2 separate regions of the Homo sapiens genome follow, and region 1 is linked to region 2. Evidence: chromatin loops called from intact Hi-C (ENCODE). Cell type or tissue: CD14-positive monocyte. All regions are shown on one strand. Each heading gives the region's core, and the rest is flanking DNA. Links, peaks and the distances in the headings are about the cores only.

The links. Hi-C counts contacts between places; a loop is a spot of excess contacts. Peaks named below come from ENCODE experiments on the same cell type or tissue, not always from the same donor. Only the 100,000 strongest peaks of a DNase experiment are listed, where the experiment ranks them.
Region 1: a loop joins it to region 2, with 6 times the contacts of the local background. A loop is called at or near these places in 61 of 110 quality-filtered maps.

What each region holds. Positions count from the first base shown.
Region 1 is chr4:177,331,165-177,347,273 of GRCh38, reverse strand. It overlaps NEIL3 (nei like DNA glycosylase 3), which reads right to left. Exons shown (of 10, transcript NM_018248.3): 3 at 11,452-11,586; 4 at 10,953-11,166; 5 at 7,417-7,491; 6 at 5,632-5,798. LOC105377558 (a long non-coding RNA gene) reads left to right here. Exons shown (of 3, transcript XR_007058384.1): 3 at 3,556-4,563. Among named protein-coding and RNA genes, the nearest start is that of NEIL3, 29 kb to the right of the region's middle. In CD14-positive monocyte, for the core only: CTCF peaks have their summits at 7,127 and 7,326 (motif pointing right); a DNase peak (open chromatin) is centred at 7,333; H3K27ac peaks cover 3,273 bases.
Region 2 is chr4:177,240,503-177,256,611 of GRCh38, reverse strand. All of the region lies in intron 1 of LOC105377557 (a long non-coding RNA gene), which reads left to right. Among named protein-coding and RNA genes, the nearest start is that of NEIL3, 61 kb to the left of the region's middle. RefSeq lists an enhancer at 790-1,309. In CD14-positive monocyte, for the core only: CTCF peaks have their summits at 6,130 and 6,339; a DNase peak (open chromatin) is centred at 6,331.

The DNA of each region.
Region 1 (16,109 bases), core at 3,038-11,037, 91 kb before region 2:
CTCTTCCTTCAACAACTCAGAGGCTTTATGCTTTTCTGGGCTACCTTCTTTGAAATATTTCCCCCACCCTCAGATTGCTACAAGTCATCAAATCTTTTCAACAAAGTCCTCCCCACGGACTTATCTGCTACCCTATCAAAAATGAGCCGTCTCCGTCACTATCCGCTACTGTGGCTCATGTTCTTGAGAACACTAATCACCACTTATCATCGCCTCATGTCTTATACATGTATGTATAGATAGGTTTTTTCTTTTTCTTTTTTTTTTTTTTTGAGACGGAGTCTCGCTCTGTTACCTAGGGTGAAGTGCATTGGCGCGATCTCGGCTCACTGCAACCTCCACCTCCCGCGTTGAAGCAATTATCCTGCCTCAGTCTCCCAAGTAGCTGGGACTACTACAGGTGCACGCCACCACACCCAGCTAATTTTTGTATTTTTCGTAGAGATGGGGTTTCCCACATTGGCCAGGCTGGTCTCAATCTCTTGACCTCGTGAACCTCCCTCTCAGCCTTTTAAAGTACTGGGATTACAGATGTGAGCCACCATACCTGGCCCAAGAACTATAGTTTGACACATAACCTAAAGATCTTTACCAGAAATGGTCTGAGATGATAGCTGAATCTGGTAGTATTCGCCATCACTGGGAATGCACGGAGGGAGGAGAGGCAGAAAGGTCCAATAGAGAGCCTTGCTGTTGCCTTAACTTTGATGATCAAAAGAAAAGGAGCCCATGAAAGAGAGGCAGAAGAAACAGAGCTATAGGAACAAAGATGGGAAGTGATGGAGAGAATTAAATTCAACTGAGTCGGCTGGCACGGTGGCTTATGCCTGTAGTTCCAACACTCTGGACAGCTGAGGCAGGAGGATTGCTGGAGGCCAGGAGTTCAAAACCAGCCTGGGCAACATAACAAGATTCCATCTCTAAAAATAAAAATAAAAAATTAGGCAAGCATGATGGTGCATGCCTGTTGTCCCAGCTACTTGGGAGGCTGAGGCAGGAGGGTCACCTGAGCCCAGGAGTTCGAGATCACAGTGAGCTATAATCACTCCACTGCACTCCTGTCTTTAAAAAGATTAAAATTTTAAAAATTTAAAAATAATTCAACTGAATTAGAGAGGGTGAGGCTTGAAGAAGCCTATTTAAGACCTCTGGGAAATAGGTGATTTTCAAGAGAGCAGTTGTAATAGATATGTAGGGGCAAAATTTGTTCATTAAGCCTATATTTATTGAATATTTGTAGATAACTATATTCCAGTGGGAGGAGATCTATTTAAGAAAAAACTTGGCTGGTGTGGTGGTTCATGCCTGTAATCCTGTCACTTTGGGAGGTCGAGGTGGATGGATCACCTGAGGTAAGGAGTTCCAGACCAGCCTGGCCAACATAGTGAAACCCCATCTCTACTGAAAATACAAAAAATTAGCCAGGTGTGGTAGCATGCACCTGTGATTCCAGCTACCTGGGAGGCCGAGGTAGGAGAATCATTTGAACCTAGGAAGTGGAAGTTGTAGTGAGCTGAGATCGTGCCACTGCACTCCGGCCTGGGTGATAGATTGAGACTCTGTCTCAAGAAAAAAAAAAAAAAAAAAAAAAAAAGCCAGGCGTGGTGGCTCATGCCTGTAATCCCAGCACTTTGGGAGGCCGAGGCGGGTGGATCACGAGGCCAAGAGATCGAGACCATCCTGGCCAACATGGGAAACGCCATCTCTACGTACACATATGTAACATCTCATGTATACATATGTAACAAACCTGCACATTGTGCACATGTACCCTAAAACTTAAAGTATAATAATAATAAAAAAAAAAAAGAGTTGGTTTGCAGACAGCACTAAATTCTCATTGACTGGCAACCAACTACAGCCACATTTCCAAACTAGATGGTTTTTAGAGACCTGAATATGTGCTCCTGAAGGAACAAAATATCCTGTGTGCAGCATTCCAAATGTTCTCCCTGTATACTTTCCCATGTGTTGTTTCGTCTTTCAGAAAATCCTTTTCCTACCTCTTGTCTTTGATGAATTCCTATTTCTTTCTATACTAAGCTCAAAGACTGCCTCTTTCAGAAAGACTTCCTTGTCCTTCCCAGGTAGACTTAAGTGTTTCTTCTTCCATACTTCCATTGCCAGTAGGATAAACATGTCCCTTTACAACACTTCCATCACGGTGCTTTATCTATTTACCATTTACTTCCCACATTAGCCCTTGAGCACTTTGAGAGGCTGTGTTCTATTTTGTCTTTGTATTCCAAGTACCTGGTGTATAGCAGACCCTAATAAATAAAGTAAATAACAACGAAAAAAATTTAAAGTCCCTAATGAAAGGTAAAGACTACCTCCTCTGTTTTCTTTAAAGGAAATAATACTCACATACATAAATTATATTAGCTAGCAAATAATTAAGAACCAACAATAAGCCGGACACGGTGGCTCACACCTGTAATCCCAGCACTTTGGGAGGCCAAGGCAGGCAGATCACTTGAGCTCAGGAGTTTGAGACCAGCCTGGCCCACATGGTGAAACCCCGTCTCTACTAAAAATACAAAAATTAGCTGGGCGTGGTGGTGGGTACCTGTAATCCCAGCTACTCGGGAGGCTGAAGTAGGAGAATCACTTGAACCCGGGAGGCGAAAGTTGCAGTGAGCCGAGATCACACCACTGTACTCCAGCCTGGGTGATCAGAGTGAGACTCCGAGACTCCAACTCAAATAAAAAGAAAAAAGAACCAACAATAAATAGCATCAGTATTAAAAGTGTGATATGATCAGTAGAAACTGGAAAATTGGGGGAGGACTTCATGAGTTCAGTAAGCTTTCAGAGACAGAAGAAACAGGAGGATTTAGATAATTGGTAGTGGCCTTTTCAGACTTCTTCAGCTTAACTTGAAATGACTTTACATTAAAATGAGAAAATTTAATCAACATAAAAAAGGATCAAATACTCATCCAGAAAATAAATGGGATGTACTTATTCACAGAAAAATCTAAGAACAGGGCAAATCATCTTGGTTTTCAAGCTTTTTAAAATATGTAAACATTTATTTCACAGTGTATAGTTGATTTTCCAAACAAAGTCTTAAGCTGACTGCCAGTGTAGAAAACAGAATCAGGTCGGGAGGGAAGAGGGATTACAAGGCCCAGAACATTTTCAGCACAGCCTTCCCTAACTCATAGGTCTCTTTTGGGGAACTGTGGGGTCTTTGAAATCTAGTTTCAAAAAAACCTTTGACATTGACAACTATTTATGTGATAAATAACATATTTATAATTTTTTAATCTCAAAGATATCAATTCATAGAAAACCAATACAGAACATTAATCATTTATTTAGTAGACAAATATATATTGAAGATCTTCTATCTGCCAGCTACTGTGTTCAACGCAGTATCTAGTTACTTGGTCAAATAAATGTATACCTATATTATAAAAAAGTTCCTGTTCATAAAAAACTATGAAAGTTCTTGTTCATAAAAAAAAATTATGAATGTTCATAAAAAATTTAAAAACCATTAAGTGTGTATTATATATATATATATAAAATTATCTAAATGTATTTCAGATGTCTATGATAGTAACACGGGGTGAAGCGGCTGAGTGGAAGAAGATATAGAGTGCTGTAGAGAAAAGTATTGGAGAACAAGAAGAGTGATGCAGAAAATGAAACGCAGGGACACAAAGAAAAAGCACGCAGTTCTGGACATATTTATGAAGACTTAAGCTGGGACTTCCTCTGCACACCAGCTCCCTCCCCTGCCCCCAGCTCTACAGACATGACCGCACTTCCCACCTCCCGGGTTTCCCACAGCCGAGTGGTGCCCTGAGTCTCTTCCTATGTCCAATCCTATGGTTTTGTTTCCTTTGCTTTTTCTTTCCTGCCCACTTTGTAGTTATAGGTATTTGCTGAAGCTCAGACCTTGGCTCATTTCCTTTCTCATTCTTACTGAACTGAGAAGTTGGAATGCTTCAATCAACAGCACTGTGCCGACAGCCTCTCTCATCCTGGATCGCAGCCCCTAAGACATGTCTTCCTGGATATTCCAGGGTTCTTTCACATATCTAACACATACTGCATCTTCACTGCTGCATCCCAATTTTCCCAGACCCACAATGTGAAAATTTTTATTATTTGGTCCTGAAACCTTTTGCATCATCCTACCTATCAAATCTGCCACAGTCCTTGTTGACTTTTAAAAAGTTTTACTAGGGTACCACGTCCAGTGTCTTGACCCCAGGCTGGTAACCATCGCTTGCCCATTACTCTGCACCAGCTTCTTTACATGCATTTTCAGTCTCTTCGTTTTCCATGTTAACTATGCTACAATCAACTAAAAGTCCTTAATGTGCTAATTTAGGAAAGACCTTAACCATTCTCCAAACTACTAATGACCCCCACCATTTGATCCCACTCTCCCTGTAAAACTAGCTTTTATTATTCCACAACGTGGAGCCTCTGTTGGGGTTGGCCAGTATTCTCATCATCCCTCCACCATGCCATGTTTATTAATGAGTCAAGGTTTGTGGCCATGCTCCTTTTTTCCAATTAAATACTGTTTGCTTTATCGTTTAATCAAAATTCTATTTTTTAAGGTAAATTTCAAATGATACTTTTTTTAAGTCTAGTCAAGTACAGTAGGGAGAAGGGGGGAAAGAGTGGAACAAGGAGCTCCACTCAAATGACGCTTTCTTTGAGATCTTCCCAACCTTCCTGCACATAGAAACCTCTAATATCCCTGAACCCATGCAGCATTTTTTGTGCTTCATGTCATACTGGTACTACTGGCTTATAATCACATATACTGCTATGCAGCTGCTTTATACTACATAATCTTATAATCACATATACTGCTATGCAGCTGCTTTATACTACATAATCTTATAATCACATATACTGCTATGCAGCTGCTTTCTACTGCATAATCTTTCTCTTAGATTTCCCCCAAAAGGTCCTATGGCCTGTTACCAAGGTAACTGTACATTGGGGAAAAGAAAATAATCAGACTTTTCAAGGATTATTGGACACTGGCTCTGAACTGACACTAATTCCAGGAGACAAAAATATCACTGTGATCCACCACCAGTCTGGTCAGGTGATCAATGGAGTTTTAGCCCAAATACTTCTCACAGTAAGTCCTCAAACCTATCCTGCGGTTATTTCTCCAGTTCTGGAATGTATCATTGGAAGAGACATACTCAGCAACTGGCAGAACTACTACACGTGGGTTTAGTAAGTGGTCTATTATTTCACCAACTAGACATACAATCTGTAAAAAGATCTTGCTTTTGTTTTATAATATTATTTCTAAGTGAAGCAGAGACTTTTGAAGGTAGTTGCATTTTTTTCCAATTATTGACATCTCCTGGTACTCACTTTACAAACTAGGTTAAAGGTAAAGGCTAGATATTATTCCCTGAGCCAGAGATTTTCCACCTAAATTCAGAACTGGTCCATAAATCATCTTTGGCTCCCTCAGGTTCTTTGGTGACATTATTTACTATTTCCTTTCAAGGACTAAAATACTTTTGAGTCACGTTCTCTTCTGAATAGCCTGACAGTTATTCAGTTATATTCTCAGATTATTAGCCTTTTAGTTAGATGGTTAGGGCAAATGGTATCCCTTTAAATTCAATATCTTACCATATGTCAACATGTTGAGGATTTTCTTTTTGACAGTGAGGACAGAAATATGTCATTCTGTTATTGTCCCCAAAGCGGCACACAGTTATTCTGCAGTGGCACTGACCACAATTAGGACGCTTGTAAACCTTATAGTGTTTAGAGAGAGCAAGTCCTGCTTTACGGCACTAAAAAAAAAAAAAACCAAAAAATTCTGTTATCCACAAAACAGTGCTGCCAAGGAGCCAAAGACACATTCTCGAAAGTCACCTCTGAAAATCATCTGCTAAAAATTTACATATGTTTGTACATATGTCAATATAATCTTTTCTTTCATCAGAGAAAAAGGTATTGACAAGATTTGGTAATATTTGTCAAATAAAATTTGTGTGAAATAAGTCATTATTTAATGACATTAGTATTCAAAATTGCTCTTTGCATAGCTTTATCCTCTTATCTAAATGACATGTAAAAGTTCTATATTTAAAAATGTCTTTTACACTTTTAAGGCTTTTTAAATTAACCATAATTATATAGTTAAAAGAAAAAGGCTAGATTAGCTTGAAATCTGATTATTTTTAGAAGACTGAAACTGCTCACTCAGTTTCAACAACCAAAAAACTTAATTCTAGGGGACAAAATTTAATAAGAGCATTTTCTTTGTTGACCTGAAAAAGGATTTTTTTTTCCTTTTTAACCTTAGAGATTCATTAATAAAAAAAGAAAGAAAGAAAATAAACATTCAAATACCATCCTAGCAGAGAATATATTCCATTTTGGTATAAATTCTACTTCAAAAGATATTTTGATATATTTGGTCAGTTTTATTCCACTCACAAATATTTAAGGCTCCTACAAAGAAAATATCTTGAGTTTCCATCAGCACTGTGAAAATTTAAAAGCCCAGAAATATGGCTCACCACGTATGAGCTGAAAATTACACAATTTATATTAATTTAAGGAAAGTATTGAAAGACCCAATTTAATCTGGGTGGAAATGGGCAGTTTTCTATGGTCATCTTTTTCTGGAGGAAGAAGTAAGCAAATGCAATTTAAAAATAGCCATAGTTACTCAAGACCGATCTGCAGAGCAAGAGGTTCATTCACATTTTAGGCCAATTAATAAAGAATACTACAATACCTGACTTTCTGAACATAGTAAAAATGAAAATTTTGGATACAGAAAATGGACTGTGAAGAAAGAAAATACATATTTGCATTACTTTGTTTAAAAGATGTGTTTATTGAATTCTATATATGCATATAGTATATAACTTTCCACATTTACAAGTCAGCAAGTCCTTCCTTCTCAAAACTGTGGTAGACAGAGAAACATTATTATCCCATTTTACAGATGAAGAAACTAAACTTAAATAAAGTTATCCAAAGAATCTAAACCACACAGATAGTAGTAAGTGGCAAAGCTTGATTGAACCAAGGTCTATAGTCAGTGGCAAAGCCTGATGGAACTAAGGTTATCTGAAAGTGTTACTGTAGGTCAGCCTCTCTAGACTTTCTATATTTTATGTATCCAAAAATAGAAAAAGAGTCTGTGAAATGCCAACATGGCTGCTCCTAACTTGGTATAAAGATAATTGAATATGGTTATAGTTAGACGAGTTTGAACTGACCTATGACCTAGAATTTCAAGATGTTAATTACACCCACATAATGTCACTCTCCCTTAATGTACCTCCATGCTCTTTCCACTAGATGGCTATATACAGCTTTCACATTTTTTGGTGCACTCCAAAAGGAAACCACTGACATTTTACATTTTACACAGTTGAAAAATTTTGCTCTTACCCTGTAAAAGAGAATGCTGAAATCACGTATCATTTTCATGAGGTGATGGATCTGTTCATCTGTTAATTGACAAACCTTGAAGTGGAAAAAACAGCAGAGCCTAGTTTCATGACTTGCTCATTACTGTAAGAAATAATACGCCTTGCCAATTCTGTGAAAGAGAACTGTAAATAGATTTTGAATACAGCTGACCTTTGAACAACATGGGTTTGAACTGGGAGGGTCCACTTATACGCAGATTTTTTTCTGCCTCTGCCATCCCTGAGACAGCAAGACCAACCCCTCCTCTTCCTCCTCAATCTATTCAATGTAATGATGATGAGGAGCAATAACTTTATGATGACCGACTTCCACTTAATGAGTAGTAAATATAATCCTTATGATATTCTTCTGTTTTTTTAGAGACAGGGTCTCACTCTATTGCCCAGGCTGGAGTGCAGCAGCATCATCATAGCTCACTGCAGCTTCAAACTCCTGGGCTCAGCCATCCTTCCGCCTCAGCCTCCCAGGTAGCTGGGATTACAGGCGCAGACCATCACACCTGGCTCTTACCATATTCTTAATAACAATTTCTTTTCTCAAGCTTACTTTATTGTAATAATACATATGTAACACATAAAACATACAGAATATGTGTGAACTATGTTATCAGTAAGGCTTCTGATCAACAGTAGGCTATTAGTAGTTACGTTTTTGAAGAGTCAAAAATTGTATATAGATTTTCAATGGGAGGGGTTAGCACCCCAATTCCTGTGTTGTTCAAGAGTCAATCGTATATGAATATCTTCTAGAGCTCTATTTCTTACGGATCTATTTAGTACCATTAACAGTAGTTATATTTTGAACTGATAATATTACTGACAAAATATGATTCCTATTTATACATTTTAATTGTAAATTCAAGCATTTATTGAATATTTATTCTGTATTAGACATCTTCAAAGTCTCAGCATTGTCTATCAGACACCTTGAGAAGTCTTGCTGGACTCAAAAAAAAAAATTACCAAGAACAATATAAAACAGAAAGAAGGGAAGGGAAAATAGGCACAGGAGTAGATGACCACCAAGGTCACTATCGAGCTTTAGAAAAGATATGCATTTCTATACATGCATTAATATCAAAGTACTTATTAACACATGGAAGAGCTCAGACACAGACCTTACTGAAGAATTTTTTTCTGACACAGCCTAACATAAATCTCAGTGTTACCCTTGCAGAATTATTATTTGGCACATGTGCCGTCAATGGTAATCCCAAAAGAAACCCTCTGATGCCTCATGCTTGTTGCCTGTGTGTGAATATCTATATGTACAGCTGACCCTTCAACGACACAGGTTTGAACTGAGCAGGTCCACGTACATGTAGATTTTTTTCAATCAAACATGAATGAAAAATATAGTATTTGTGAGATGTGAAGCCTGCATGTGTGTAGGGCTGACTTTTTGTGTAGCAGTGTCCCTAGGGCCAACTGCAGGACTTCAGTATGTATGGACTTGGTATAGGCAGGAGTACTGCAACTGATCCCCTGTGTATACTGAGGGAAGCTGCATATAAACAGACACATACATGTACAAAGAAAATCACTTATCAGTGACTATAGAAGTGAAAATCTAATCAACATAGTCATCCTGAAAGTATTATACATATTCAATTGTTCACTTAAACTTTAAAACTTACATACATCCAAAATATTTATTACTTTCCAAATCTTACATACTATATTAAGTCACATCTTGAAAAGTTAAACTGTACTTTTTCAGTAATTGTGCACGTGCTTTTAAGAAGCTAAGAGCTAAATTTCAGAAATGTGTGTGTGTGTGTGTGTGTGTGTGAGAGAGAGAGACAGAGTCTCGCTCTGTTGCCAGACTGCAGTGCAGTGGCGTGATCTCTGCTCACTGCAACCTCCGCCTCCCGGGCTTAAGCGATTGTCCTGCCTCAGCCTCTCCAGTAGCTGGGACTACAGGCATGTGCCACTACGCCCACCTCATTTTTGTGTTTTTAGTAGAGACAGGGTTTCACCATGTTGGCCAGGATGGTTTCACCACGTTGGCCAGGATGGTCTCACCTCTTGACCTCGTGATCTGCCCGCGTCAGCCTCCCAAAGTGCTGGGATTACAGGCATGAACCACCGTGCCTGGCCAATGTCATTAATTTTTAAACCCCCAGGCATTATGGGTAAATGATCATTTCCTAGATGGATGGATGGCTGGATGCAGAGATAAAAAGTAAATTCTCAGTGCATCACAGATAACAACAATACCCTGGGTTCTCTTTTTTTCAAAAACAACTTTCGTAGAGGTCTAAGTGATTTTTAAAAAGCTCACTCTTGTTAAAGTTCTGTTTCATTATTTCCATACTGAACTCACGTGTTCCAAGTATCAAAAAGCAGAATCTAATCTAGACCTATCATTAACTGGCTTCTTTTAAAGCTTCATTCCTACTGATTTGGGTATTACTAAAACTATCTAGTAAGTATCTACACAAAGTAAAAAAATAACCTGGGTTTATGTAAAAGATAATTTAGTTAATAGAGTCAATTATGTAAAAAATAATTCAGCTAAAAGAGCTAAAAATTAATTTAGTTAGTGGCAACAGGTCTTGATAAAAGCCCTAATGTAGAGGTCTTCCCTAGAAACTAAAATGTATGTATTCTACCTGGGTTAGGGTTCTCACCTCTCTTACCCTCTTAGAACATTGCTATATTCATCACCATTCCCTTTTCTACAATTTTAACCTCTGCCCTTTAACCACTTTTTTTTTTTTGCAACATATAAATAAGTTCAAGTCTCTGCAGTTGTAGAACAAGAAAAAAAATAAAATAACCAACTCATGTCTTGCCCTGGAATCCCCTCTAGCAAGCCAATATTTTCCCTTCACTCCGGCCTATGTGAACAAGGGCTCTACATTTTGCTTTCATTTCCTCACTGATCACTTATTCCTTGGTCCCTGCTGCCTGCCTTCCATTGCTATCCTTCCACAACAGCAGCTTCTAATGTCACCAACAGCTGTAATCAGGAATACACAAGCGTGTGCAGAACATGTACTTAATATGCCAGAGAGAGAAAATAAGTTGTGAGTTAGTTCATTCACATATTCCACAAATATTAATATCTAATGCCTACCATACACCACAGGTCACGTTCTAGATGTTGGGATACTTCAGTGAACAAAAGCCTTGTTTCCTTTTGAGACTGTGTTCTAGCAGAAGGAGACAGCTTTTAAACAATCAGTATAATAAGTAAATATGTTATGTTTGAAAGGGATACCTGGTATGGAGAGAACAAAAAGCAGGGCAAGTTAAGGAAGACTGATAGAGTGAAATGTGGAGTGGGAGGGTGTGCACAAGGCAACTGTAAGTGCAAGTGCGGTGGTAGGAGCCGGCTGCACTGAGAAATTGACCTGGGTAGAAATGGGAAGCGGGACACCTGAAGTCTGATGAGACTGTGTTACTGAAATGCAGAGTTAAGGCTTCCACGTTGGTTCCTTCACAGTACCGAAAAATCAACAGATAATTAAAAAAATACTTAAAACTTACTTTAACAGCTGGGTGGAGACCACTGTCAAAGAGAGCTTCATTTTTGATGATGTTCCCTACTCCAGGCAATACGTTCTGATCCATTAGCACATCACCTAGCATCCGGCCTTTCTGTTTTTTAACTTCACTTTCTGCTCTCAAGAAACTAAATTCAGGTGAACATACATCTAATTCTTTCATCATTCTTATTCTCTGTTGGCTTTCCATTGAGTTTCTATAGAAAGGAATATAAAACACATTAATCATAAGTCTGGTTATAATTTCACAAAGTGTCTTTTAAAATGAGCTTTGCTATAAGCACTTTATGTTAATCAGGGTATAAGAGTTACATATGCAAACAACAAAGACCTTACAAATTATATTATCTGAAGGCTTCTTTAAAATGAGGTTTCATCAATTACAAACTCTTTATTTATTTGTTTCTTTAGTTACACGTGTGACATCCCAAACCAAGCTCTGCAGTATTGCAGCGTAAGTACTTTTATTTAATTTTTTTTACCTGAGTTCTACTGATGAGTCAAAGAAACAAATCAAATCTTTGGTGAGCTGCACTTCCAAAACAGGAGAAGCTCCATTTTTATATTTATACTCAAGTGGATTAATCATGATGAAGCCTTTCATTCCGAAATGAATCCTGAAACAAAATCAAACCATTTTTGAGTGGCAGAAAGTATATCATTTATCAAGCTTTTTTCCTGTACTATCATTTTTTTTTTGGATTATAAGCAAACAAATGTTAGTCAGGATAGACACTTTTAAAGGGCAGAAACCAGTGGTAAGATTATTATATATTTTTCTCTCATGACTTTGTATCCTTATAAAGATAGAAGACATGACAATCAGTTTTTCAACTCAAAAGTAAAATAACTTCTCAAAGAAATAATATGGTACCAACAATAAGCCCAAAAAAATACACCCCTGCTCCTCTTTTCTTGTCAGATGAAGTATCTTTTATTCATGGAACAGTCTAGCATCTCTTGGCATTTTCTCAGATTCAAAGGCTTGGGATGAGATAAGGCTAAGTTTAAGTTGCCTATAGTTTGTGTTTTCATAAATTCTACAAAGCCACTAATATTCAAATTCCTTATTTCTAACCACAATGGATTGGAAATAATTACCTATTGCAAAATAATATCTATGGTTTAAGATGCTCTTTTCCCCCCTTGTTTTGCACTAGGCAATGAAACAATTTTTTTTATTTTTGCAAAATCTTACGTATCAAAAAAAAAGAGAGAACAAGTCAAAATGCTATTGTCCTCAATTCTTTTCGTTTTCTTTTACCTCTATATGTATTGGGAAGAGGAGATTTATAAATATTTACGGTTAACTTGAAAGCCACAAGGCAGCGATGAAAAATTCGTAACCTTTCAGATTTTATAGGATTGATTAGCATGTCCAGTTTTTAAAAAAAGTAGTTCTGTAAGACCTCTGATGATGAAGATCAAAAATGATTCTCAAGATGAAATACTGTGATCCGCCTTTCAAATCCTTCTCCTCATAGCTTTGTTGAGTTCATAAATATGGCTCTTTTGGCAGCGAATGCTACTGCTCTGTGCTTCTAATTGCGGAGCACCATGTTATAGTATTGTACAAGGTTAACCAGTCTAACTTTAAAAATGTGGGTTTTAAACTCTGTGTGCCCTACTATCAATCATAAATGCATTTTACATGCCCCATAGTTCTTGACAGGAAAAATGTGTGCCTGTAAGTACTCCATAATTTAACTTATGGAAGTTCAACCCCAGTGAAAGGTGTACAACTGTCATGCCCAGAAGCCATCATATCTAAAATCTTTTCAGCTGCATGGCTCATAAAGTGGATTCTAAATCACTTTCTATAATGAAACCACATCCACATAAAAAATCTCAAAGGTTAAGACCCAATTCAAATGCAGGAGTAGCCCCAGCAAGAACCTTAGATCAAATAAGTATGGCTCTGACTTATAAATCAATTCATTTTTAGGAAAAAAGTGCATAAAATGTTTTTTTAAATTTTTATTTATTTTGTTTTATTAAATAGATATTATAATTGAGCCCCAATAAACCAACACATCTCGTGGGTTTATTACTAAGTACCTTTGATCTTAAACTATAAAAAATGTATCAGTATCATGAAAATATTTGAGGCACAGTAAACATCTATACTGCGACAACAATTGATACTGATTTTTTTTTTTTTTAAACCAGGACATAGGCCCATATTACATAAAGAAAAGACATTTTTAGGGTTTCATTTGCTTTTCAGGATTCCTCATAATTAATTAGTTTAGGAAACTTTTATCAGATCCTTATTTCTATCTCAAGCTCCTTCTACCAACCCAAAAGGTTACCCAAGACAATTCACTCTGCATAATAGAAGTCTACCTGCCAACCACAGTTGCCTGGTCCAAGGGTGGGCATTAACCTGTTCAGGCTTAACCTGAACAGGTCTCTGTCGTTTTCTCAGATCCTGTGCCTTTGATACAGTTGATTCAGAAATGGACACCTGTCCCAAGCTAGATCCATCAGTATCCAAGCTGGGTTCGTCAATTTTTCTGATGAATTTAAAGACGTAGGACCCAAGGAGATCCTGCTAGCATTAAGAGATCTCATATGAGAGCTGTCTATGGGAATGATTCCCGATGTGAGCACCAGCAAAGCAAAGGAAGGTCTCCCTGCAAAGAGGAAGACTATAGAAGATTTCAGTGAGGAGCAGAGTGAAGAAATGAAGAGGAATCCTAACAGCTTTTAGTCTTTGCTTGCTTTAGTTCTCCTTGAAGCCTGCCTGTATTCTCTTCAGGTTTTGTAAGATACTTCATACACTTTTTTAAATTTTAAAGAAGTTTTTGGTGCCAAAGTCAACAAAAGATAATAAATAATTATTGAACCTGCTTGAGTTGGGCCTCTGTCACTTGCAACCAAGTTCTAATATGAAAATGTGCCCAAACTAAAAATTCAATTAACAGTAAGAAAATTCCTCTCATTAGAAATATCTTCCTAAAGAAACTAGTAAATAAGCCCTGATCCTGTTTTAAGAATCAGCCGTATTCTCCAAGCTATCACTGTCAGAATAATCTGAACATCCTTAAGCAAGCACAAATAGCATAAACAAAGCAGTACTGTCACAGTTTCACATTAATGACAACTACATTTTGCAAATAAGGCAACTGCCTATAAAAATTTTCAAGTGGTCAGAAGTGTCCTAAGGGTAATAAAGAGTGGAAAATGTAGAATATAATAGTTGTAAAACCTATGCTGGGAATTAAAAAAAAAAGAATGTAAAAAGATATGGTTTTAACAATGCTAAAAATAAAAAATAGGAGTTCTGCTACTACTTAGGATGCAGAAGGCTGAAAGTGAACATAGCTACCGCTCCAACAAGGAGAAAAAAAATCACGTTATCTACAAAATCATACATTTTCTTAAGCCCATCAGAGACATGAGATTGCAACGCAACCAGGTAAGCTAAATTCCAAAATGTGACAAGCCCCGCCATGGAAAGTAAAGTCAGAATACACAAATTGTTTCACCTGTGGCAGAGCACAAGAGGAAGAGAAGGCTACTATAAAAATGGGAAAGCAGAAAACTGCAAAATTTTCAACAAACTTTTACATACTGAATGTGGGCTGGTGTAACAGTTTAGAATCCCCGGAGCCCCAGACACAAGGAGAATACACACTCGTGGGCCCATGTGAAAGATGTGAGTGACAGCAAGAGACCTGAAAGAGCTGCTCTTGGTGGCATGACACCTGTCTTCATGAAACTCTGTCTGCTTCTTGAACACTTCTTTGAGATGAAGTCCAAGTCTTAAAAAGTCTTTAAGCTGCTGGGGCCAAGGGAGAGGTAGAAACAAAGGTCATATCTGTCCTTGAGGGAGGAACAGGAAACTTCCTCTGCCCAAACAATATGTCTTATACTGAATAACAACCATAAGCAGTCTGCCACAGGACAGCAGCGGAAACCCTTCGGCCACCCAGCCCAAGCAAAGGTACCCTGGCCTGTTGAAGGTGAGGTAGAAGCAAAAGCCATCTGTCCCTAGAGTTGAAACAGAAAATCGGCTTTGGCACAAAATACTGTGATGATACAAAGAGAAATCTGCTTCCACCAGAAAAGAGGTAGGAAGCTCTCTGACCCAAGTACACCCACAGGTGCAAGGCAGAGTTTGGCTGCCATAGGAGGGCAAGGGACAGCAACCCTAAGAAAACTGCGACCTTGGGTTCTACATACACAAAGGCCTGCCCAAGTTCCAGGCTAATCCAGAAGTAAATATCCCCACTATCCCCATCATAAGCCTCCCACTGAGTCACAAGCGACAGCAGTCTACATGGTGGAGAGGTAAGAACATGGAGAGACTTTCTCTGTGACATGAATATGCAAGATGTGCTGAAAGCTGAGAGTCGAGCAGCAACACAGAGAAACCATCCACTGCCAAACCAGACCACACACAAGGCATAAAGTAGCAGTAGCAGCTGGAGTTTTGAAGTTGTTGGTGCACTGAAGCCAACCCAAACAAAGCAAAACTCAAACGAAGGTCAACTACTTTACTAGACTCACTCAATCCCTGACACTAATGACTGACAGAAGAGGCATGACTGTTTCTGAGCTTAAATATTATTTAGCTCTTATATGTCTATACATGGTGTCTGGGATTTAGCTTTTTGTCTTCTATAGACAATGTCTAGGATTCAAAAAAATGATAAGACACATATATACACACAAAGATTAAAAAAGTATCAAGAGATAAATATATCAAGAGATAAAGCAGTCAACAGAGCCAGACCCAAAGATGCACCAGATGTCATATCTATGAGACAGGTGATTTAAAAGTAATGTTAAATTAATTTTAAACTTAAAATATTGATTCTTAATCAAATTTTATATTATATATTAGTTATTAATATGTTAATGATTTAACATATGTAAGGATCTAGTATAAAGGCACATGAACAGGTGTGATATTTCAGCAGAGAAACCAAAATACATGATAGCAGGGAGAAGACATTTCTTCAATGAGCAGACCAGCAGACCGCACAGAGCAGAGGAAAGAATAAGTGAACCTGAATATAGATTAATAGAAATTATCCAAACCTAAGAAAGAGAAAAAAGGATGAAAAAGATAAAACAGAGCATGTTCCTTAAATATGCCTGGGGTTTTCTTTCTTGAGAAGTTTTAAACTAT
Region 2 (16,109 bases), core at 2,965-10,964:
TAATATTCTTAAATCATGAAAATAAATGGCAGCTAGTTCATGTCCAAAGTGATTTTGATATTGAGTTGTACACATTATGGTAATGCATTTTTCTTTTCTAATAAAGCCTTATATTATCGTCAATTAATCAATAATTGTATATGACTTATTAATATATCTGTATTTTAGACATAGCAAGACCTAGCTGACTTTTTTAACAGGATGGTATGGAAGACCCAGTTCACTCCGAGTAAGAAAGCATCATGTCTTCTCTTTGAGAAAACTGGGCCAAACTGAGGATGCTGGCCACGTGACCTACTCATGACTGCTAAGCAACAGAATGGCTGATATGACAGATTTGTTAATATAGATTCTGGTGTAAGCATATCTCTTTCCCTTTTTTGTATTTTGTTGTTTTTATCAGTACTGTATTTTCAATGAAGAAGAAGTTCATAAGGAAAAAATGAAAAATATAACTCTAAGCTAATTGGCTTTGAAGCTTTGGGGGATTCATTTTATTATGGAAGATCAACTGGAAGATAAATGCACATACACAGCATGAAAAATATCGACCCCACAGAAACCACAGGAGAAAGCTCAATTGGCTGGCAATGCTATCTGATTCAAAAGTGTATATACATAAACTAACTTGCATTGTGTTTGTTTTATTTATACTTGTTTATCTCTTCCAAGCAAGGACTTACTGATTACTTGAAAAAGAAGTCAATTAAAGGGGAAAGGCTAAGATAAGAGAAGAAGCTGTTTTTAAAAAATACCTTTCTGATATCTTATTTAGAGGTTTTCATTGTGTGGTAAATTATTTTGTTAAATTTTATATTTTAACTTATGCTTGCAAGTTTTTTATTATTTAATACTTTAGCCCCTTTAATTCTTGCCTAAAAATATTTATTCCTCAAGCATTAATGAGAGAAGAATCTCTTCCATCTAGGCAATAAGGAAAATAAAGTGGCTACATATTAGAGTCGAGTTTTCAACTCTTGTCTGGCCTTTTGTGTAAGAACAGTTGGCACTTAAGAACACCTTTTCAAGGTGAAGTCCTCTAACTGCTTTTGTAAGCATGTGTGGGGTCATGAATAACAATGGCTTCACAGGGAGAATACATCTTCACATCTGATGGAGCATCTCGGAGATTCACTCCATTCCCAAATCTCTCTGAACAATATATATTAATCTTCAGAAGTGATAACCTTAATAGAATATGGTGCAAAGTTTTAAATGTTATTTCTCATACTGTCTGATTTATTGAAAATAGGTAGTACTTCCAATGATATCACAAAACTAACAACCATCTGACCCCAACTACAGTTACAGAATATGACAGATACAAAATATTGTTATAATGAACCAGAAGAGGTATCTGGTTTTTGTTGCAGTAGAATTTAGATCTAAGGGGTACATAACTATAATTTGCATTTCTGGGACAAAAGAACTTGAGAACCAAAAGAGCTAAACATTTGCACATCGAGTTTGTATCCTGAGACTTTGCCGAAGTTGCTTATCAGCTTAAGAAGCTTTTGGGCTGAGACAATGGAGTTTTCTAGATATAGGATCATATCATCTGCAAACTGGGAAAGTTTGACTTCCTCTCTTCCTATTCAAATCGCCTTTATTTCTTTCAATCGCCTGATTTTGCTTTTGAAATTAGCAATGGAGAAAAATGCTTCAGCAAAGTTAGCGCAATGATTTGACAAGACTCACAAATATCCCAAAGATCTACTCATAAGCTTCTAATACGTGTAAAGAGTATAGAAGAGCAGGAGAAAGAAATCACTGTCAATAACTGATCATAGAGAGGTTTGAATATTTCCAGCCACAGCCCTGTAATGTTCTTCCTTATTCAGATAGGATGTAGTTCATCTTTGGTTATGAATCCCTAAGGTTGGTCTGAGATGTCGTAGTGTTGGCAGAGCCTAAGCACAAGTTTACAGGGGGACTTATATACCCCAGACCACATAGGGAAAGACAGGGTGTATGACAAGTTAAAGCAGGCACAAGCTATCAATCTGTGCTGTCTTTTCCAAACCCTATAAAAACACATAACCAAGCCTTCATCTCTATTGCTTTTGTATTCTTACTTCTCTTGTTTTGATTCCTAATGTTTGTGGTTCTGGATTCCGGATTCCTTATCTGACTTCTATTCTCAAACTCATTTACACCTTTGATTCTTTTTTCTCATCTACACTGGCTATTATAATGATTTGGTACAGAAAATAAGAAAATGAAAGACATAAAACTTTATCTACATCTTTTCTGTCTGTGTTTTAGTCCATTTGTGCTGCTATAACAGAATACCTGAGATTGGGTAATTTATAATTAATAAAATCATCATTGGCTTATGATCCTGGAGACTGGGAAGTCCAAGATTGAGGAACTGGCTTCTGGCAAGGGCCTTCTTGCTGTGTCATGTCATGGCAGGTGGCAGAAAGGCAAGAGAGGGCAAGAGAGTAAGAGGGGGCCATATTCTTTCTTTTATAAAGGCACTGATCCCACCTCTAAGAGTGGAGGCTTCATGGCCTAATCACTTCTTGAAGGTCCTACATCATAACACTCTTACAATAGCAATTGAATTTTAACATGAGTTTTGGAGGGAACAAACATTCAAGCCATAGCAACCTGCAAAATTTTTATGTTATACTTGGTGGCTCATTTGTAAGTTAAAGTTCATAGGACGGAGATTTGGGAGTAAGGAATTTAAATGAGTTCCTTGGGAAGGAGATGAGAATAATTGCTTTAAATGTCATATAGATGTGGAGTATTCACTTTAAATTCATTAATTATATATAGAAACCACGTTATGGGTTAATGACATTCACTGTAAAGATTCTATCTGCATTTATATTTTTATATTCACAACTTTTGGAATATTACCCATAAGAGATCTTATGGGTAATATTAGATCCCTTAGACTTAAATGTAGACAGCCTGTGCCGACATTTGCCACATAATATGTGCAAGTACATTTTACTATAATGTCATTGTGTTTGTCTGGATTAGAGCAGGATTTTCCTGTTACTATAGTGGCCCTCACACTCTGCTGTAGTGTGGGTGACTGATTCTCTCCCACTTGCCTTCCTTACAAAGGCTGATTTGACTGAATCTCTTGACCTAGGCTTCCTTTTTGAAGTTGCCAGAATGGACCTCATTGGCTTTTTCAGAAAGTTTAATGTCCTGATGAAGTTCAATATCTCTCAAGGATATTCTATAGAAATCAAGTTCTGTAATAAAGTCTTTATCAGTGTAATCAGGACACATCTAACAAATGTTGGCCAGGGACTGTGGCTTAAACCTGTAATCCCAGAACTTTGGGAGGCCAAGACAGGAGGATCACTTGAGGCCAGGAGTTTAAGCACGGATAGCAGAGTGAGACCTTGTTTCTACAAAAAATTTAAAAATTAGCTGGATATGACAGCATGCACCTGTAGTCCCAGATACTCAGGAGGCTGAGGCGGGAGGATTGCTTGAGCTCAGGGGCTCAAGACTGCAGTGACCTACGATTGCACCACTGCACTCCAGCTTAGGCTACAGAGCAAGAGATCCTGTCTCCAACAAATAAATAAATAAATATGAATAAACAAATAATAATAATAAAATTAACATTTATTAAGTACTTACCATGTGCCAAGTTCTGTACTAAACAATTTACATGTATGGACTCATACAATCCTGAATAATTTTATGAGGAAAAACTGTTATAATTCCCATTTTATAGATGGGGAAACTGAAACAGAGGAAGGTTTAGTAATTTGCCCAAGTGCACACAGTAGGAAAAGACTGAACTGGTATTTAAATAGATATATTAGTGAGAAAGTCCCAGAGTTAACATAAAGTGAATCACAACAAAGCAAGAAAACCTGTAATAATAATTATCAAAAAGCTTCTTTTTTAAACCATTGTTCTTCATACTTGTCCATGGACTGTGCATTTTGAGGTAACACCCATCACTACAGTGTACGCTTTGGGAAATGCTTCATTAATTCAGTTAGATCCTCTATGACTGTACTTCCAGACCTCAGCTCTGAAGTTCCAGAGTCCTTTAGGAGCCTTGACTAAATAGGTCTGAAATTTTCCAGGGAGGGGTTTCAAGATATTCCATCACATTTACTTTAGAAATCCACAAAGTGATGGGAATAAGCTAAAGGTGTCTCATTCAATTTCCACTGTTACTGAAGGCGTGTTCTGCAAAGGCAGGAATTTTTGTGGGTTTCATTCTCTTTTATATCTCTGACAGAATCATGCTTAGAACATAGTGGGTAGTCAAAAGATATTTGATAAATAAGTGCATTAAATAGCCATCATAGATCATAACCTGATTATATACCAGATTTGCCTTGAACCCTGAAGTTTAGAAGAGAATGGCAAGGGAGAACAGAAACGGATTTCAAAGGTCTGTCCTCTGCATTCCCCATTCCACTTGTTCTCACTGCTATTCTTATTCCACAACTCTCAAGAAAATTAAGATGTTTGTCCCAGTGGACTGGAAATGTTTGGTATCTAGTTTCCTATAAGGACAAGGAAAATATTTTCACTCACGAATTCAGATAATGATACTTTTTGAAGGTTACTATGTGGTAGCCATTGGACATTTGGTAATGAACAAAATACCATGTAAGTAAGCACTTGCGTAATAATTACTATGGTCCTTTTATAAATGATGCATGTATATTTATATATATTCTCATATACATATTATATACACACAGTATGTGACAAGATATGTGATAGGCACCATGAAGTGTTTCACAGTATCATTACTAAACGTAATTTTTCCAAAGATATACACTATGTGTATATATGTCATATATAAAAATGTGTATATATGTCATATATAAAAATGTGTATATAAAAACAATATGTACATATACTCACTGAACCATCATCACACTTTACATATGAGAAAAATAGAGCCAAAAAGTTAGCAGAGGGCCATTATGAGCCTAATTAGCCATTGTCTACAAGCCAAATTTTTACAGTAAGCTATGGTCCCCACTTCAACTTTAGTGGAAATGAGAGACATCTACTCACACAAATGCCTACCAAATCCCACAAATGTGACAGGTGCTGTGACAGAGCAGCAGAGGGTGTTATGAGAGACGGCAGTGGAGGGAAAGTCAGAATGGGACTCTGATGAAATGACATTTAAGCTGAGACCTGAAAGGAGGGGAGTGGTTGGCCAAGAAAGGGCGGGGAAGGCATTCTAGATAAAGGAAACTGTGCAAGGCCGAGGCAGAGCAGGTGCACGCAGCCTTATACTGTTGAAGGAACTGGAGGAAGTGCATCGCAGTGAGAGCTTAGGAGTTGGGTGCAGGGCAGGGAAAAGGAACGCAGGACACAGCAAGAAGAGGCTGGAGAGTGGGGTCAGAGGGGCATATCACGTCCACAATGTAAACCATGCAAAATTTTACACACTTTTAATTTCAATAGGAAGTCACTGGAAGATTTTAGCAAGGATGTGACATTATCCTATTTATGTTTTGGAAATGTTAGTCTGCTTTTTGCACTTCCATAGCAATAGATAGTCATGATAATACATAGCACATTTATAAAAGAATATTTATTCTTTTAACAGATGTTTTCTTGATTACTTCAACTAGCTCATTTGTATCACAGATACCATGTGGACAACAGAAACCATATTTACATTTAAAAGTATTTAAAATGAAAATGTTTTGCTGTAAATAAATATGATATGTAAAAGAAGCAAATTTAGAAACTGTGTGTTACTAGGAAGAAAAGGAAAAGACGTGACAGAGACACTATTAAGTGCTTCACAGTATCGCTGATGGAAGTTATCAAAAGGAACCTTTTTAAAGCTACACAATGCTCATTGGCTATGTAAATGTTAAAAAACATGTATTTAGATATTTAGGACAATATTTACTATGAGGACTTCTCATGCAGTGAAATGCAGATGTAAACTTTTATTAATACATAATTATATGATAGAATTAATAAACTCTTTACTATTTCATGTGTATTTAAAATATTATGAATTAAAAGGCAAAAAAGCAACAACGTTTTAATAAAATTTAGTCAAAAAGGAGGCTTACTTTGTCCTGTATAACGAAGAGCTAAGACTAATAGGTTTGCATTGATAATGTATGTTCTTTGCAAAACTACCATCTAGAAAAAAGAACTTAGCTACCTTTAGGGTGCCCAACGTTTGTATCTTATATAAACAAGCTGTCGTTTAGAATCAGAAGTAAAATCCATGGCCTATGGCACTGGTTAAAAGCAGACACTCTTGCTCTAACAGCTCCAACCTGGGCTGGTTGGAGATTGGCAGGAACTCAGCGGGAAACATCCAGAGCGGGCTCACGGTCCAGCAGCGCTCCCAGGAGGGCGATGGCAGAATAGCAGCCTGTTAGGCGGCGGGAGGAAGGCGAGGCACCAGTTACTGATACGTATGTCTGAGAGCGAGTCTGAAGGAGAGGAAAGACTGCAGAAGGCATGGAGGTGACAGGTTAGACAGCAAGAGAAATGGCATAATGCAGAGCCGGTTAATGACTCTGGCAGCTTTCCACCTCTGAGAATGTTACAATTGGTGAGGGAGGATGGCACATGTGAATTATCTCTTGGTAAGAGGGAAATCCTTGACTTGAAAGACCTGAATGTTCTTGTCTATCAGGACACAATGAAATATTTAGATTCTGGGATAACAATGTACTAATGCTAGTTTTCTAGAGGTTATGTTATTGAATCTGTTGCCTGTCAAATTTGAGAATACAAATGAAAAAAAATACCTGATTAATAAAGCCTAGAATATGTGCTAGTGATTGCAACATTCTGGTGAAAGGTTGTTCCGTTGGTTATTTGCCATTGATAAATTTTGGGTACAGCCAAATCATCACTGGACTCTCAGTAAATTGTACAAGAAATTGTTGGTTCATATTTTTAGGTGACCTAAAAATGCATAATATTCAAAATATAAGTGGAAAATATTAGTCAGCCAGATACCTCTTCTTTTTAATTATGCAAACGCAATTATTCTTTTAAAAAGAGCTGGAAAAGAGATGCCACTGTAGTGTTGGAGATCCTGCAGATATAAATTAGGAGTGAGCAGGGGTGGGGACAATTTTGGTTTAGCAATAAAAGGCATTTAGTAACACATCCAAGCTATGACAAGGCAGTGTAGAGAGGTGTGCTGAATTCTTCTTTGGCTCAAGGTTTCTCGGATTTTAGGTTTTCTGCCATTCACTGTGTTTAGGCAACTTGATTAGTACATCTTGATAGTAACAGTACATGTCTCTCAGTTTTAGTGTGAGTATTGGCTGGGCACGGCGGCTCACACCTGCAATCCCAGCACTTTGGGAGGCTGAGGCAGCAGGATTGCTTGAGCTTAGGAGTTCAAGACCAGCCTGGGCAACATAGAGAGACACTGTCTCTGCATTAAAAAAAAAAAAGGAAAAGAAAGTGGAGTGTTCTAATATGACTCATGTAAAAGCTGTTAAGATAAAAAAAATCAGAACCAGTTTGTTTTTTTCACTTACAAGCCTTATCAGAAATTGAATTTAGTTTCAAAGATGAATTATTCTCATTTAAGTAGTTGTGTAACTGTGCATAATGTCGTAACTATTTGATAGCTAAAGACTAATATTTTATGAAACACATACCTCTATGCCAGGCATGAGGCACCGTGTCAGTAAAATAGACTTGGTCTTTCCCCTTCATAGAGCCTAGAGGATAATTTATTAATCTTAGAGGATAATGTATTCATCAAATTAACCATGATGTGGTTAATTTGTAGCTTGTGTTAGAATACAAAGAAAAAAGAACAGTTCAGAATGTTTAAAAAGGATTGGCTTTGGGTAGAGAGTTCGATACCCGCACTTTAAGCCAGGCAGCTGCAGAATGGGGAGACCTTGGTGGTAACTAAAATGGAGCCATAGTAGGTAAGGATGGAGAGGATATGGGTGAAAATCCTATGCCAGGCACTGAGCATGAACACATGCATGATTAATTTCCGTGCAGTCTGATGAAGTAGATATTCTTACTATCTACATTCAATACTCAGGGAATTTGAGGTTGAGGCGCAATTAAACAAATTGCCCAAAGTCCCACAACTAGTAAGTGCATATTTTAATATTTCTCATTGCATACAAAATTAGACAATGGAAGATTTTTAGAAAGAAAGGATTAAAACTACTAGGGCTTTAATACACACAAATAGATATTAGTAAAAATGCAGAGATGCCCAAGATAGGCATTATAATGAGACTCAACAATTGTGACCCCCTCACTCTTCTCTGTATACATTTATTGCTATCACAAACCTCCCCAATATTTTCCTGCTCATGTTCCTTCTAGAAAGAAGTCTTGGCCGGCTACAGTGGCGCATGCCTGTAATCCCAGCCCTTTGGGAGACTGAGGCAGGCAGATCGCTTGAGGTCAGGTGTTCGAGACCAGGCTGGCCAACATGGTGAGACCCCGTCTCTACTAAAAATACAAAAAATTAGCCGGGCATCATGGTGCATACCTGTAATCCTAGCTATTTGGGAGGCTGAGGCAGGAGAATCACTTGAACTTGGGAGGCGGAGGTTGCAGGGAGCCGAGACTGCGCCACTGCACTCTGCACTCTAGCCTGGAAAACAGAGTAAGACTTCGCCTCAAAAAAAAAAAAAAAAAAAAAAAAAAAAAAAGAAGAAAGAAAGAAAGAAATCTGCAGAATATAATAATGATTAGACATGAACCTGCAAGGTTAAAGTATCTATCAGGAACAATTTCCTGTTTTTTTGTTTTGCTTTGCTTTTTTTTTTTTTTTTTTGTCTCTTTCGGCCAGGTGCGGTGGCTCACGCCTGTAATCCTAGCACTTTGGGAGGCCGAGTTGGGCCAATCACCTGAGCTCAGGAGATGGAGACCAGACTGGCCAACATGGTGAAACCCCGTCTTTACTAAAAATACAAAAATTAGCCGGGCATAGTGGCGGGCGCCCGTAGTCCCAGCTACTCCAGAGGCTGAGGTGGGAGAATCGCTTGAACCTGGGAGGCGGAGGTTGCAGTAGCCCGGATCGCACCACTGCTCTCCAGCCTGGGCTACAGAGCGAGACTCCGTCTCAAAACAAAAATAAAAACAAAAACAAAAACAAAACAAAAAAAATCTTAGCAGGAAGCAAATGAAAGGTCAAAGCAGATTATTGCAGTCAGTGGGCACTCAACTAAGGGAAGCTTATAAAATGAAAACAGAAAAAAATCCAAAAAGGCTTCGCCTCCTTCCTTTCATAATAAAATGCTGACACAACCTTAATTATACTGTTATAAACAGTGCTGTTGGACCACTGCTTCACCATATGGGACTGAGAACTATAAATATGTTAGATATTGGTTCTTAGGAAGGGAAAATATAGAATATATCCTTTGTACGAATCATATTTTTATGAGGCTGCTGAAGAGTAGCTGAGTGTTGAATCAAATCACGAATTCTCAAGGCCATCATAATCAGAGTAGGCAAAGTATATATTTGCTCAGGGAAACATCTGTTAAGAAATTTCTCCTGAGTCTCATCAGTAGTTGGCAAGCTTTACTGCTTTAGCTATGTTTTCATTATTGGCCTGTCTGCAGAATAGTTTACACTGGTTGTCCTTGTATCATTAATTCACCGGTAAAGAAATAACCTTTTTAATGGCCCGCCTTTGTTGATAATGCTCACAACAAAATTTAAATTTTAAATAGTCACTCAGTGATTTGTATTTTATTCAGTTGTGCTCTTGAATTTTATGTACATGCACAGAGCTCTGAAAAAGGATAAAAATAGTAAGTTATGAACTGATTGTGAATCATCCATGGTGTTTACAGTTCAGTTGCTTTTGGAGCATTGCAGAAGTTGTGTCTTTAACTAATAATGCTTGGTTCGTAGGAGTCACACCATTACTTCTAATACTTCTCAGTGAAATTATTGAAATCAGCGACATAAAATATACATGGACTTTTTTTTTTAGTTCGAGTAGAGGTACCTTCCAGCAAAATATGCTTTCATCAAACTATCAAATTGATAATAGGAAACAAAACATTTTCTGGAAAAAGAAAAAGACAACCAGAAAATCATCTTTTTTGATACAGTTATCTCATAGGTATCTGTTAGCAGTGGCATGAATAAAATATTTCATAAACTTTTTGGACATAATTACCATTAAAACATACTGGCCAGCATCATATTATTTTCTCTCTAGATTTCCATTTAGTGCTTTCCGTGTGTCACAGAGTCAATGTAAAGCTACCTGGATAAACCCATTAATGAATTGTTGCATAATGTTTTGTAGTTGCTTTGCAAGTGAATTATTTTTGCTGTGGTACTGCTAATACAGCAACCTCTATGCCGTCTATGATTACTAATACGGAATAATAAAAAATTGTAACTTGGTCCAACATTTTCTCTGGTCAAAATGTTGATATAACTTGGCTAAAAATAAGCATGGAGAAAAACACAAGCACTATTTTGTGGTGTGTGAGATCGACCTGCAGTTGTTAACGCTGTTATTAAGTTTCAGTGACTGTTTAGGTCATCAATCTCTGACAAGAACCTTTCAGAGTGCTTGATGATATTGCAAGTAGCAAGCTGTGCTGCATTAAAAGATGATGAATCTCTGTTCAGGTAAAGCTTTGCCCTTTGGCTATCATAATGTATCACCACTTTGTTTACAAATGGGTATTCACTACGCTAAATGGCAACAGAGTGCATGCGATTTTATAAATACGAAACGTTGGCACTAGCTAATATCTGAACATCTAGTTGAAAGTGCAGTTGGAAGTCTAGGGAAAATAATCATAGTTACTTACAAGATAAATAATTTTGTAAATTAAAATTGTTGGGATTCAGCTATTTAAATGATTACAAGTTATGTTTTAAAATAACATGTTTCTATAGAATAACTCAATTTTAACCCTTGGTTTTCTCTTAAAAAAGTCTTTCCATTTTTTACCTAAACATAAATGTGGAAGCATCATACATAAATTTGATAATTTATCAATTTCAAAGGAATCTCTAATCTTTGCTATTAGATTCATGGAGCCACCAGCCACATTTTGTCCAGGTTAGTATTGTTTTAGACAAGAGTCTTATTTTTGGTAGGAAAATTATTTTCTGAACGCAGCAAAATGGAAATGACTTTATCTCTTCTTTTACTGATTGGTTTAAATGCAGCGAAGTGTTACTCCCTTGTATCCTTGCTTATTAATCAAAGGTGACATTTTACAGGCGTGTAGGAGGAAAACCATGTAGTGTTTACCGTAACAACTCCTTTTGTTTTTGAGAGAATGTCTCACTCTGTCACCCTGCTGGAGTGCAGTGCTGTGATCATGGCTCACTGCAGCCTTGATGTCCCAGGCTCGAGTGATCCTCCCACTTCAGCCTCCTGAGTAGCTGGGACTACAGGTGCACACCACCACGCCACGCTAATGTTTTGTATTTTTTTGTAGAGACAGGGTTTCACTACGTTTCCCAGGCTGGTCTCAAATTCCTGGGCTCAAAGTGAGCCACCTGCCTCAGCCTCCCAAAGTGCTGGTATTACAGGTATGAGCCACCATGCTCGGCCTAAAGTCATAAAATATTACAGAAAGTATTGTACCTTGGCTACCCTTCCCTGGTTACCTTCCTTCCCTCCATTCATATCCTGATACATTCATATCATTAGAGCATTTATTAATTTCACATATACATTTGAACTATTACTGTATAATTTATCCATAAATATAATGTAACATTTTGTATATTTTCAGTGTTTTTAAAAATATGATGAGAATATGTGTATTATTATTTAATTTGCATTTATTTGCTCAGTATTCTATTTTTGAGTTTTCACCATGTTAATGCGTAGATCCCTGATTCATTCCTTTTAAGTGCCGTGTATTAAGCTGTTGATGGAGTATACCACAGTTCATTATCCATTCTTTTTTTTCTGATGAGCTGTTAGGCCTGTGTCCAATGTTTCACATTACAAACACCATATTTTAATATCCCACCATCTGTCTGCTTATGCACGTGTGCTCCGTTTCTCTAGGAGAGTATGCACCTGGAAGTTTAAATGTTGTGCGTATCTACAGCTTCACTGGGACATTGCTCTATTTCCCTCCAGGGTATTTTTAATAGATTTATCTTTTCATCAAAGTGTGCAAGTTTTCTATTTTTCCACAACCTCGTCAATGATATTATAAAATATTTTTAAGTTTTATTAATCCGATGGATATGTTTTTCACTATTGCATTCTTTTTCATTTCCCTACTTAAAAATGAAATTATCTTTTCATACATTTATTGAGCATTTGGCTTCATCACTGAATTATTTATATCCTTTTAAAATTTCTTTTTTTGCCTATTTTCTTATTAATTAGTAGGAATTCTTTATATATTATTGTATCTAATTCATTTGTTAGTTACATGAATTGCCAGTAACTTCTCCAATTGGTGGCTAGTCTTTTTACTTGTGAGCTGGACTTTCTGCCTGGGAGTCCTGCCTCTCTTTCTTCTCCTGTGACAACCCTATGCATTTCAGGTCTAGCTTAAATTCCATGTCATTTATTAATTACCCTCCTCTCCTCATGGAGTTATAAAATATTTTTTCTCAAATCAATGAATCTAAGCCCTTTATTTGACAAATGGGGGAAAAGGGACTAAGAGAGTTGAATCAAGATTATGAAATGTGACATTTGATATTCTGTTCTGACTTTTAATTTCAACATACTTGTAAAATATAACTATTAAATATTGCTTATAATAACTTTCTGTCTATGAAGGTTTAGAATTCTTTTTTGTATTGGGATTGTTTTTTATAGTGTGCAACTTTTAGATCTGAAAGGAAATGCAGTGCTGAAATGCACCATGTATTAATTGTGGTTGTAATGTTAATCCTCAATTTAGAAGATTAAAATTGTAGAGTGAATGGACATTATTCTCAAAATGAGTTTTTTTTTGTTTTTGTTTTTGTTTTTTTTTTTTTTTTGAGATGGAGTCTTGCTCTGTCACCCAGGCTGGAGTGCAGTGGCATGATCTCGGCTCACTGCAACCTCTGCCTCCTGGGTTCAAGCGATTCTCCTGCCTCAGCCTCCTGAGTAGCTGGGACTACAGGTGCGTGCCACCACACCCAACTAATTTTTGTATTTTTAGTAGAGACGGGATTTCACCGTGTTAGCCAGGATGGTCTTGATCTCCTGATCTTGTGATCTGCCCGCCTCGGCCTCCCAAAGTGCTGGGATTACAGGCATGAGTCACTATGCCCGGCCAGTAAGTTTTTTATAAATACAAGGTGCTAATAGATGTTATATACCTGTATTTGCATTGTTTTAGTTTCATATAATAATCTAGCATAAATCCCTGTAACATCCAATTTAAGAAGAAAAACTTAGGTAAAATGCATCCCAACTCTAAAGACTTAGTTTACATTATTCATCACTAGTCCCACTAAAATAATAAATAATACAGCCTAGTCTTTATGAAGACTAGAAAGATTTAAGTGACTGAAAAATTAGCAGTTTTTTGCATTAGGATGTATAAAGCTTTATGTCTAAGCATCTTGAAATGCTGACAAAGAAACTTTTTTTGGCAAGAAAAAGTGCTGTATGGTAATTTTTACATTTTTAAAGAATGAGTAACAAGTAAGGTTTTTAAAAATTTAAATCTCATCAGACTAGCATAGAAATTTAGAGCTCAAAGAGACCTTCGAAATAATCAAATCCAATGTTTTCACAAGTAATGAAACTGAATTCTAAGAAAGTTAACGAACTTCTCTTAGAAAGCACAGCAAATTAGCCAGAATCAGAACTACAATTGAGATCTGCTGTTTCCTGTCAAGCCTCCCACTAAGCGGGCTGTGTCTCTAGACATCACGCATGCTGAGAATGGATTTTTAAAAATATGAGATGGTTACTTTTATTACAAGATTCATTCTACACGAAAGCTTATGGATCCTTTGCTCAATTTGTAGGATGGAACGGAGTGTTTGGCATCTCCACTTCATCTTTCGTAAAGGCTGAATGAACTCTTTGCTGCCACTTATTGAAGATAAAAGGAGGCAGAATTACCCTTAAGTAAATACTTTGGCCTCAGTATTTCCTCCACTTTGTACATTAATAAAAATCCCTTTCTTTCACCCTGTCATTTGACTGTCATTGTCAATCTACATAGAATGTTTCTTCATGAGAGGGCTTATTCATTCAACAAGATTTTATGAACCATCTGCTACTGACCAGAAACTGTGGTAGTCACTGGAGTGCCAAGTAAGATAAGTGGCCATGGAGTGCCATGGCATTCTTGTAGCACACATATTGTAGTAAAAGTAATCTTCACATACTGTTTAAAATATATTTATTGCAAATGTAATGTGAAGGGACACAGGGTAATCAATAGAGTAAAAAGGCAAAAAAATCTTAAAATGAGAACAGAAAAGTACTGATTGGTTGGGCAAAATGAAAGCCATTGATGACTTTAGTGATTTGAAGAGTGAGGTGAAAATCTGGAGTAACTTCTGAGAAAGTGACGATGGCAGCATTGAGTACCCAGCTGAAGGTGGACTGAAGCTGGATGGCAGTTGATCATTTTGCACAAAGTAAAGTGGCCTAGGGATTGGAGGTCTCGCTGAAGATGAAGAGCGGCTGGAATGGCAGTAAGAAAGTGAATGAGGCCGGGCGCGGTGGCTCACGCCTGTAATCACAGCACTTTGGGAGGCCGAGGCGGGTGGATCACGAGGTCAGGAGATCAAGACCACCTTGGCTAACACAGTGAAACCCCATCTCTACTAAAAATACAAAAAATTAGCCGGGCGTGGTGGCACACGCCTGTTAGCTCAGCTCCTTGGGAGGTTGAGTCAGGAGAATTGCTTGAACTCGGGAGGTGAAGGTTGCAGTGAGCTGAGATGGCGCCACTGCACTCCAGCCTGGGCTACAGAGCAAGACTCCATCTCAAAAAAAAAAAAAAAATGTGAATGACTTTGAAGGACTGATTTGGTCAGAGGATGCCATTATGGAATTTGGATTTCAGAGATGATAAAATGCAAGAGATGTAGGGTTCAGGGTTCTCCAGAGAAACAGAAACAATAGGATATTGATGTATCTGTCTATCTGCCTATTCATCTAGAGAGAGAGGCGGGGAGAGAGATGCTGTGCTATGGACTAGATTGTGCCCACTTCCCTTGATTCAGATGTTGACGCCCTAACCTTCTATGTGGTGGTATTTGTAGTTGGGTCCTTTGGTAGGTAATTAGGTTTAGATGAGGTCGTGAAGGTGGAGTCCTCTTGATGGGATTAAGAGCTCTTCCAAGACGGAACACCAGAGAGGCTGCTCTCTCTCCTCCTTGTGATGAGACAGTGAGAAGGTGCCATGTGCAAACCAGGAAGAGAACCCTCACCAAGAATTGACCTCTTCCAGAGCTTTGATATTGGACTTTCCAGTCTCCAAATCTATGTGAAAATAAATTTCAATTATTTAAGCCACCCAATCTATGGTATTTGTATTGGCAGCCTGATGAGACTAACACACACACACACACACACACACACACACACACCTTAAGGACCTGGCTTCTGTGATTGTGGAGTATTAGAAGTTTGAAATCTGTACGGTGGACCAGCAGGCTGGAAACTAAGTTGGGAACTGATACTGCAGTCTTGAGTTTGAAATCCACAGGGCAAGGAGGTGGGCTAGAAACTCAGGAGAGATTTGATGCAGCAGCTTGGAGGCAGAATCCTGGGATGGGCTGTGGAAATGAAGACAAAGTACCTGTCATTGGAGTTGAGGATGAGCACATGCAGAGCTAGGCTATTGGTTGATTCATGTGCAGAAGTCAGCTATTTGGTGCTGACAGTAGATATCTGACGTAATTAATATATACTCTTCTCATTCTTAGGACACACATTCAGAATTCTTTTTGCATTTTATCTCTTCAGTGGCCCAAATGTAACAAGAAGATTGCACAAATGGCCAGGCATGGTGGCCCAAACATGTATTCCTGATACTTTGGGAGGCCAAGGAAGGAGGTTTGCTTGATGCCAGGAGTTTGAGATCAGTCTAGGCAACATAGCAAGACTCTGTCTCTACAAAACAATCATACACACACAAAAATTAGCCATGGACAGTGGCTTGTGCCTTTAATCCTAGCTACTCGGGAGGCTGAGGTAGGATTGCTTGAGC